Linked DNA regions of Homo sapiens: region 2 is linked to region 1. Evidence: read pairs that join two places in POLR2A ChIA-PET (ENCODE). Cell type or tissue: MCF 10A. All regions are shown on one strand. Links, peaks and the distances in the headings refer to the core of each region. The heading gives the core; the rest is flanking DNA.

The links. ChIA-PET counts read pairs that join two places held together with the same protein. Peaks named below come from ENCODE experiments on the same cell type or tissue, not always from the same donor. Only the 100,000 strongest peaks of a DNase experiment are listed, where the experiment ranks them.
Region 2: POLR2A ChIA-PET joins it to region 1 with 5 read pairs; 2 of 35 experiments call an interaction of 5 or more read pairs at or near these places.

What each region holds. Positions count from the first base shown.
Region 1 is chr11:28,138,934-28,142,933 of GRCh38, reverse strand. All of the region lies in intron 3 of METTL15 (methyltransferase 15, mitochondrial 12S rRNA N4-cytidine), which reads right to left. Among named protein-coding and RNA genes, the nearest start is that of METTL15, 33 kb to the right of the region's middle. RefSeq lists enhancers at 1,328-2,527, 2,416-3,022. In MCF 10A, for the core only: no CTCF peak of the experiment used is centred there; DNase peaks (open chromatin) are centred at 1,683 and 2,053.
Region 2 is chr11:28,079,231-28,085,636 of GRCh38, reverse strand. It overlaps KIF18A (kinesin family member 18A), which reads left to right. Exons shown (of 17, transcript NM_031217.4): 7 at 829-1,005; 8 at 2,394-2,468; 9 at 2,669-2,781. Among named protein-coding and RNA genes, the nearest start is that of MIR610, 26 kb to the right of the region's middle. In MCF 10A, for the core only: no CTCF peak of the experiment used is centred there; no DNase peak of the experiment used is centred there.

The DNA of each region.
Region 1 (4,000 bases), core at 1-4,000:
ACCACCATCTCTTTCAATAAATACAATTGCTTTCTAACTGGTCTCCTTTCATCTACTGTTGCACAACCCACTCCCAGCCTACCACTTCTAATCTATTTTCCACTAGGCAATCTGAATGTTCTTTACAAAATATCTATCTAATCTAGTTAGCCCACATCCTCTGCTCAAAATGAATTTAATGAATTTTCAATGAATTCCCACAGCTTTTAAAGACCAAATATTCTTAACATGGTCTAAGGCCTAGCATTTTCTGTTCTCCTTAACTTCATCTTTTTCCATACATCCTTGCTGTCTACACTTAGCCACAATGGGCTTTCACGTTAAATAAAAATTATAGAAATCTACTGTTTTGGGCTAAGCTCCTGCACTAGGCCCCAACACACTAGACTAAAAATCAAAATCAAAGCATTAAAGTTCCCTATCACCAAATCAAAAAGTTATCTGACTTTCCAATAAATCAGGAGAGAAAAATAATAGCCAAATTTCCAAAATAGGCCAGGCAGCAAGACAATCAAGTTCCTTCTTCCTTTAACACTTACCCAAAAATAAGTAAACTTAAGTAACCTGATATTAATAGTTATTTTTTTATTGTGCTGTTTCCCTGTTCTTGCCTTACTAGAAAAGTAACTTTGAAGTGACCAATCCACTTCTTGTTCTTTGTTTCTCTTTTCTTTGGCCCTTTTCTATCTATAAAACCAATCTCCTCTAGTCCACTCACTGTAACACTCATTCTATTTTATGGAATGAAGTGTTGTACAATTCTAGAATCATAAACAAAGTCAATTAACATCTTTAAACTAAATTTGTTTTCATTTTGTTTTTTGACATTTGGTTTCTCAAAAGTGTCCTGCTTTTTCCCATAACAGTAAAACTGCCTTTGCAAATAATACGACTGAGAGAAATCTAACATAGCTGACTTCATCTCACTTCTAACCTCATAAGTTGTCTGTACGTTCATTCCTCCGTGTAGGCCAAGCTAACCATAGGAGGAATTTAGTTTACAGTTTGAAGCAAGGATGATAATAGTCCCTGCTTAAAACTAACCTCCTCTTTGTTCAGGATGGAAACTGCCTTTGTGAAAATAATGAAAGGCCACAAGGTTAGAATTATGGTAAGGACCTAAATTCTGTTAAGCTGTAAGCATCATTAAGCAATAACCAGCCATTGTTCCCTAGCTTGCTTACTACTCAGGAGTCACAAGATTTTATTTTATTTTATCTTATTTTATTTTGTTTTGCTTTGTTTTGATACAGGGTTTCAGTGTGTTAACCAGGCTGGAGTGCAGTGGTGGGATCTCAGTTCACTGCAGCCTTGACATCCCAGATCAAGCGATCCTCCCAACTCAGCCTCCCAAGTAGCTGAGACTACAGGTGTATGCCACCACGCCAGAATAATTTTTTTTTTTAATTTTTTTGTAGAGATGGGGTTTCACTATGTTGCCAAGGCTGGTCTCCAACTTCTGGGCTTAAGCAATCCTCCTGCCTCTGATTTTGTCTCTGTCTCCCAAAGTCAAAGTCTTCCCCAGTTGCTCCTTTAGATAACAGCACTATTATCAAAAACTAAGATTGATCTTTCAGATATTTTTCAGACTCGTGCATTCGGCCATACCACCTGATACCAACAGGACCGTGATTCATATCAAGGAACTGACTCAACCAGTCCTGTAACACCTGCACCCAGATACTGACTCAGCACATGAAGACAGTTTGGACAATACCATGATTTCATGCCCAGTCAATCAGCAATACCTATTCCCTAGTGCTCTGCCCACCAAATTACCGCTAAAAACCCTAGCCTCCAAACTCTTAGAGAGGCAGATTTGAGAAATATCTCCCATCCTCCTCCCAATTAAAGTGCTATGACTAAACACTATCTCTGCTGCAACTACTGCTGTTCTCAGCATATTAACTTTCTGGGCATCGGGCAAGAAGAACCTATTTGGCTATAATAATGAAAGGAGTTAGCCAGCTTCAGGCATACAGTAAGGCAAGGATCCCTGGAGAACCTCCCACCTTTGTTTGGTCCAGATAAGGGAACTTGAACAGGAGCTTTGCCTAAACATGCCCGCAGCGGACTAAGTGCCCACACGCCCACAGGGGAAATGGGGTGAATCGACAAGGAATTCACACCTTATACAAGTAGGGAACACAGCCCCATCAGCATGTATGTAAAATGCCCTTGTATTCAACTGTGAAGGGGGCAACCAGCAGCCTGCTTTCAGGACCCCTCTTTTTGCTGAGAGCTTTCCTTTTCACCTAATAAATTCTACTCCACTCACTCTTTGATGTCCACATGGCTATTTCTTCCTGGTCATGAGACAAGAACCTAGACCTAGCTGAGCTAAGGAGCAAAAAACCCTTCATCATTTTGGGGGCTTGTCCAGAATACCTGGCAGGTGAGTAAACTGCAGATCTGAAACCTTTTGCTTTCATTTCTGAGTCTTCTCCTCCTCAGACTTTTTCTGAAGGCAGATGCAGCACCAAACCTCTGGTGAGCCAGATAAGAATGAATGGCACAGCTACAGAGGACAGGATGCTGGAGAGTACCCCCAAAAACCCCTATCACTCTCAAGGGTTGGGAATGTCAGCCTTATTCCAAACCAGTCTTTTCTACAGTATTTTCCTTCTTTTGTTCCAGGATTATCCTGGCACTTAGCTCTTCTTTTATAATGTTAAAGATGTTGCTGCAAACTGCAGATACTACTAGGTAGAGTGAGCATTTAGCCCAGCCATCAGAAATGCCATTCAGAACAATGCGATTTCCATCTGTTCTTAGAGGCACATCTCACACCCCCACCCCAAGGGCCACAGGCACACGCTCGGAACAGAAAGGCAAGCGGAGGCACCCATCCTCCCTGCTTCCCTCCCAGCTAGGGTGTATGGACATGTCTGCACATGCACATGCTCCATCCAACAGCCACATGGGGCAGGAATGAGCTGCAGCCACCAACTCCCGCCATGGGTCTCCACAGAGTCTTTCCACCCCTGGCCTAGGCAAAAGGAGGGAACAATGATTAAGAGTTTCTCTCCCTGTTGGAGGAACCCATTTGCATAGAGCTAGAGGATTTTCCCTCAGGCATTTTCTCCATCCTGCATTTAAGCTGTTTTTTTCTTTTCTTTTCTAACATGGCCCTGTGAAAACAGGGAGCTTTTCTATGCAAGAGTTTTGTTTTTTTTTTTTCCTTTTGGAAAACATCTTATTAAGCCAGGACCCCAACTCACAAGACACCCTTTACTCTCCCTTGTTTGAGGAGGACTCAGCACCACAGATTTACCTTAGCATGACTAATTCCTGCCAGTTAGGACCCCTCCCATTTCATGGATAGAGGTCATGCTAGCATCCATGGCACAGACAAGGTCTAGGGAACTCAAAGGTTACTGACAGCAGAGGAAAGGCAGCATGTGGGTAAATGCGGATAATTCCCACCTCCTAGGCCCCCTGTTAACAAGGGTGAAAAGCCACATTGGCACCCATGGTCTGCACCATCCCAAGGTTACAGGGACTCAGGGATGTGAGGACAGCTCTTCTCTCTCTCCCTCACATAACCCGGTTATTCCCTGGGAGAAAAAAGGAACTAGGGATGACTTGTTCCCCTCTTTCTAGTTGAGTAACCAATCATCTTCAGTCTGTATTTCTCTCAAATGCCTCCTGAATCACTGGGATTCCTTTGAGGGAAAAAAAAATCCTTACTCTGTCCTCTCTTCACAGATGGGTAATTGTGTCCCCATACCACAGGACACTCCCCTCAGATATATCCCCCAAAGTAGGAAAAGTTAGTTTCCCCAAACCTTAAACTGCTTGGCTTAAAAGTGAGCTCAGGGGAAGGAAACCCAGAAGTCTGACATGCTGGTAAAAGAGTAAAAGTTCTTAACAGCTGGACTTCGGGCCTCCCTCTCCCTGTGCAGACCGGTTGAATAAATGATAAAATTACTGTTTGTGTCCTCTGTGAAGTCTGGATTAATGGAAAAAAGGATTTGTGAGGCTAGTCTTAGGCTGTAGC
Region 2 (6,406 bases), core at 945-4,944, 58 kb after region 1:
GAATCTTCTAAGTGATTGACAAGGTGAGGCAAGTCACGTGATCATAGGACAGGGGACCCTTCCCTCTTAGGTAGCCGATAACAGAGAGAGAGATGGCGCATACATCCGTGTTTTCTTCTGTGCACTTATAAGAAAGATCAAAGACTTTAAGACTTTCACTATTTCTTCTGTTGCTGTCTACTGTGAACTTCAAAGAGGAACCAGGAGTACAGGAGGAACATGAAAGTGGACAAGGAGCATGACCATTGAAGCACAGCACCACAGGGAGGGGTTTAGGCCTCCGGATGACTGCGGGCAGGCCTGGATAATATCCAGCCTTCCACAGGAAGCTGGTGGAGCAGAGTGTTCCCTGACTCCTCCAAGGAAAGGAGACTCCCTTTCGCGGTCTTCTAAGTAATGGGTGTCTTCCCAGACACTGGCATTACCACTTGACCAAGGAGCCCTCAAGCGGCGTTTGTGCCGGCATAACAGAAGGCTCACCTCTTGCCTTCTAGATCACTTCTCACAATGTCCCTTCAGCAGCTGACCCCATACCCGCCGGTTATTCCTAGGTTATATTCGTAATGCAACAAAGAGTAATATTAAAAGCTAATGATTAATAATGTTTATAATAGTGATTGATAATTGTCCATGATCATCTCTATATCTAAGTTGTATTATGACTATTCTTATTCTAGCTATTTTTTTCATTATACTGAAACAGTTTATACCTTCAGTCTCTTGCCTCGGCACCTAGGTAATCCTCCCCCCACAGTGAAGTGCTAAAGTGGTAGCAGGTTTGCATTTAAATGTGGAAAATGACATAAGATCTCTTTTTTGTGCTTTCAGAGAAAGAATCAGCATATCCCTTACAGAAATAGTAAGCTTACTCGCTTGTTAAAGGATTCTCTTGGAGGAAACTGTCAAACTATAATGATAGCTGCTGTTAGTCCTTCCTCTGTATTCTACGATGACACATATAACACTCTTAAGTATGCTAACCGGGCAAAGGACATTAAATCTTCTGTAAGTCTGTTTACTCTGCCTTTGTTGTGAAGGTATTGTCTGCATATGATTTTTATAATTGTAATGAAAGTATTAATTCAGGTTATGTTTCTACATAATGAGTTAGGCAGCTGAGGGTTAGAAGGGTCTTTGCTAACCTGCTTAGTCGAACATTAATTTAGACGGTTAAACCATAAAGCATCTTGATTATATATATATATATATAATAGATACTATTATTCGATCTTTTGGGTACTATGGTACTTGAGTGGCTTTCTCCCTAACCTCTTTGATGTCATGGCGTATTGTATTTGGATGGCATCTTGGAGTAATCACTCAAAACTTGAACACATTTGTTGCAGCCCAGGATGATGCTCTGCTTTAGCTGAGAACCAAAACTTTCACCTGAAAATCTTGGATATGTTAGTTAAGCTTTCCAAGCCTATTATTTCATCTGTAAAATAGGTATAAAGCTTATTTTTTAAAAAGTCTTTTCTACATAATTTATAGTCCACATTCATGATGTTGATGTACCAATCTCTGTATTTCTCCAGAAATATAATAATAATAATTGGTTACATTAGTATTTTTGCCAAAGATGTGTTGTACTTAAAAACATGTATATCAAAATATGTATGTTTAAATTATAATATATCGGGGTTGAAAAAACCTAGAGTTAAGCTGTTGTGATGACTCCTCCTCTTCTCCCTTTCCCCTCTGCCACTCTCCTTAAGTGTCTGAAGATGAGCATGTTATTGTCATCTTAAGAAAAATGTTCCCAGGCTCATTATATAATTAATTGTAAAAGGTCATACTATATGGGTGTACAGAAAGGTTTGTAACACATGATTTTCATGTAGCCCTTACACTAGCCCCTTGAGGAATGAATTCTTAGCTCCACTTTACAGATGAGTAACCCAAACATCAAACAGTTCGAATTCTAAGTCAGGTTAAGTGAGAAGTAGGCAAGGTCTCAATATCAAGTATTTGGATTTATATGTTTAATATCCTCTCTACTATACCATAAATGTCAAGGGGCCCATACTATGATAAAAATGTTAAAATATAGTAAGAACTCAGTGAAAACCAACTGAATTCCTGAAAGGGTAGCATGAAAAACTATCTCTGCATTACTTAGAAGTCAAAGGAGTAAGAAAGTAGGGAATTTTATTATATTGCAATTACATGCTTATAAATACCTTTTCTCAATAAAGTAATTTCTTTATAATTTCATTTACATTATTAATGTGCTCAGCAGATCCTCTTGTCATAGATTTTAAATGTGAGCATAATTATCACAAATTCTGAATTCATGGAACTCAATGAAAATGCAATGTCATGTTATTCATGTATTTATCTCTGTGATTATTATCTCTCTATAAACAATCATAATTTCTATCTTTCAACAGTTGAAGAGCAATGTTCTTAATGTCAATAATCATATAACTCAATATGTAAAGATCTGTAATGAGCAGAAGGCAGAGGTATGTCTGTTTATATTTTTATGCTAGTCTTGCGCAGTTCTTCATTTATAGAATTTTATAATCTTAATTGTCCAAAAATTTAACATATTTTTCTATTAAAATTAAAATCTGGTTAATTCAGTTATTTTTTACAGCTAAATTTGGCTGTGGCCATGTAAATGACTTCTTTTGTATTTTAACTAGTGATTTCTCTCTACTAGATTTTATTGTTAAAAGAAAAACTAAAAGCCTATGAAGAACAGAAAGCCTTCACTAATGAAAATGACCAAGCAAAGTTAATGATTTCAAACCCTCAGGAAAAAGAAATCGAAAGGTAAACATTACATTAAGATCTAATTTTGAGGAATTTATTGTTTTAAAATTTTGTTAAGTATTTTATGTTAATTATCATTTGTTATGTCTTTTATATGTACATAGATATGTATGTTTATAATTTTATATATACACACATACATACATACATACATAACAGGCTTGACTCAGAGATATTGCAGATTTAGTTCTCCAGACCACTGCAATAAATGAAATATCATAATAAAATGAGTCACACAAATGTTTTGGTTTTCCGGTGCATATAAAAATTATGTTTACACTACACTATAGTCTATTAAGTGTGCAATAGCATTATATCTGAAAAGATAATGCCTTGCTTTAATTTTAGACATACTTTATTGCTAAAACATGCTAATGATAATCTGAACCTTCAGCAAGTCATAATCTTTTTGCTGGTGGAGGTCTTCCCTCAATGTTTATGGCATCTGACTAGTAAGAGTAATGGTTGCTGCAAGTTGGAGTGGCTGTGACAATTTCTGAAAATAAGGCAACAATGAAGTTTACTGCATAGATTGACTCGTCCTTTCATGAAAGATTTATCTGTAGTGTGTGATGCTCTTTGATAGCATTTTACCCACGGTAGAACTTCTTTAAAAATTTGAGACAATCTTTTCAAACCTTGCCACTGCTCTATCAGCTATATTTATGTCATATTCTAAATCCTTTGTTATTTCAACGTAGATAGCATCTTTATAGGGAGTAGGTGGTAAACTTTCTCAAGAAACCATTTTCTTTGGTTATCCATAGAAGCAGCTCTTCATTTCTTCAAGTTTAATCATGAGATTGCAGCAATTCAGTCCTGTCTTCAGGCTCCACTTCTAATTCTAGTTCTCTTTCATGTCCACCACATCTGCAGTTAGTTTCTTCACTGAAATCTTGAACCCCTCATAGTTATCCATGAGGATTGGAATCTACTTCCTCCAAATTCCTATTAATGTTGATATTTTGACCTCCTTACACATATCACAAATGTTCTTAATGGCATCTACAATGGCAAATTCTTTTCAGATGCTTTTCAATTTATTTTGCCTAGATCCGTCAGAGAAGCATGATCCATGAAAGAAAGTATCTATAGCAGCTATAGCCCTACAAAATGTATTTCCTAAATAAGAAGACACAAAAGTCAAAATTGCATGATCCATGAGCTGCAGACTGGGTGTTGAGTTAGCAGACATGAAAACAACATTAATCTTCTCGTCCATCTCCATGAGAACTCCTGAGTGACCAGGTGTATTGTCAGTGAGCATTAGTATTTTGAAAGGAATCTTTTTTTCTGAGCAATAGGTCTTAACAGTGGGCTTAAAATTATTAAGTAAACGGATGTGCTGTCCTCTAGACTTTGTTGTTCTATTTGTAGAGCACAAGCAGAGTTAAATTTAGCATATTTCATAAGGGCCCTAGGATGTTTGTAAATGGTAAATGAACATCGACTTCAACTTAAAGTCACCAGCTGCAAAAGCCCCTGACAAGAGAGTCAGCCTGTTCTTTAAAGCTTTGAAAGTAGGTATTTACTTCTCTCTAGATATGAAGGTCCTAGATGGCATATTGTTCCAATTAAAAGCTGATTTGTCTATCTTGAAAATCTGTTGTTTAGTGTAGCCACCTTCATCAGTGATCTTACCTAAATTTTCTCGATAACTTGCTGCAGCTTCTACATCAGCACTTGCTGCTTCACCTAGACTTTTATGTTCTAGAGAAGGCTTTTTTTCTTACACTTTTAAACTTTATGAACCAACACCTGCTAGTTTCAGAATTTTCCTCTGCAACTTCCTCACCTCTCTCAGCCTTTGTAGAATTGAACAGATTTAGAAGGCTTGCTCTGGATAAGGCTTTGACTTAAAGAAATGTGATAGCTAGTTTAATCTATCCAGACCATTGAAACTTTTTCCATATCAGCAATAAGGCTGTTTCACTTTCTTAGTGTGTGTGTTCACTGGAGTAGCACTTTTAATTTCCTTCAAGAATTTTTCCTTTGCATTCACAACTTGGCTAAATGTTTTGTGCAAGAGACCTAGCTTTTCGCCTATCTTGGCTTTCTACAAGCCTTCCTTAGAAGCTTAGTAATTTCCAGCTTTTGATTTAAAATGATAGACATGCAACTAACTCTTTCACTTGAACACTTGGAGGCCATTTTAGGGTTATTAATTTGCCCGATTTCAACGTGTTTCAAGGAATAGGGAGGGCTGAGGAGAGGTAGGGAAACAGCCAGTCAGTGGAGCCGTCAGAGCACACACAACACTTGATTAAGTTTACTGTCTTATATGGGCACAATTTGTGACACTCTAAAGCAATTACAATGGTAACATCAAAGATCATTGGTCACAAATCACCATGACAGATATGTAATAATGAAAAAGTTTACAATATTTCAAGAATTGCCAAAATGTGACACTGAATGCTCATGCTGTAGGAAAAATGATGCTTATAGACTTGCTCACAGCAAGATTGCCACAAACCTTCAGTTTGTTTAAAAAAAAAAAAAAAAAACAGTGTCTGCAAAGCACAATAAAACAAGGTATGCCTGTATATATATTCTCAACTGAATTCAAGAAGTCAGTGATTTCTCTTTATATTTCACACTTTGTAGATCAAGTAATTTTAGTTTTTATTTTACATATATTGAAGAGAACCAGAACTTAGGTATAAGATAGTGGAGACAAAGCCAGTTATGTCACCCTGTAGACTTAGTTTAATTTTAGTGGCGCTCATATTGTTCTTTTCTGACATAATCATTATTTGTATATTTCATGTAAATCTACTCTATTCTTCATTTTATTAACTCTCTATAGCTTAACTAATCTACTTATTGAGCCTGAATGGGTAATTATTTGAATGAACATCTGTCAGTGATATAAACCAATACAGAATTTTGAGAGGTTTCTACTAAGCTTCTTAGCAGGTAAATTTTTAAAAAGAAAGCAGTTAGTAATACAGTATGCAAAAGTACTTTTTCCTCAAGCAGCTAAGACAGTTTTCCAAATTGACCCATTGAGACACTGGATCAAGATGTTAATCTTGAGTACTTCTAGGAGGACAATAAGGAATTCCTGTATAAACAAGTTTGGAAATTACTCCATAAGGAATCTAGGAAACTTCCAAAGTACATCAGCTTATTAAAGGGAAAACCTGTAGTAAAGGAATCTGTTCAACTTTCATTAAAATTGAGTAAAGGTAAACTTATTTGACATTCTGCAGAGCCAGTTATCTGTTATTAGTATGAGAAACCAACTACAACTTAAACCAATGGTTATTCATACTGTTTTGGAGCTCTAGAATTAGTAGAAAGTGTCTCAGTATCTATAAGGAAAACAAGATTATAGTCAAAAGTGGCTTTCAGACCTGATTCAGCTATAATTTTTTAAAATTGCATTTGTGTGTTGAAGTTTTACATAAAATATTTTACAGTATTTCTTAAGAAATAAGTAAAAATGATTTCTGGTTTTTCATCTCATCAAAGAAAACTTTTAACTCTGATATAGTATTATTAGTTGTTGTTATTTCATTTTGTTAGTTAAATGTGGGAGCGGTCCTCATGTAATTGGATATCTATTAGAATTCTCCAGCTTCTCAAATTTAGAGTAACTGATTCCATAAAATTGCTCAGC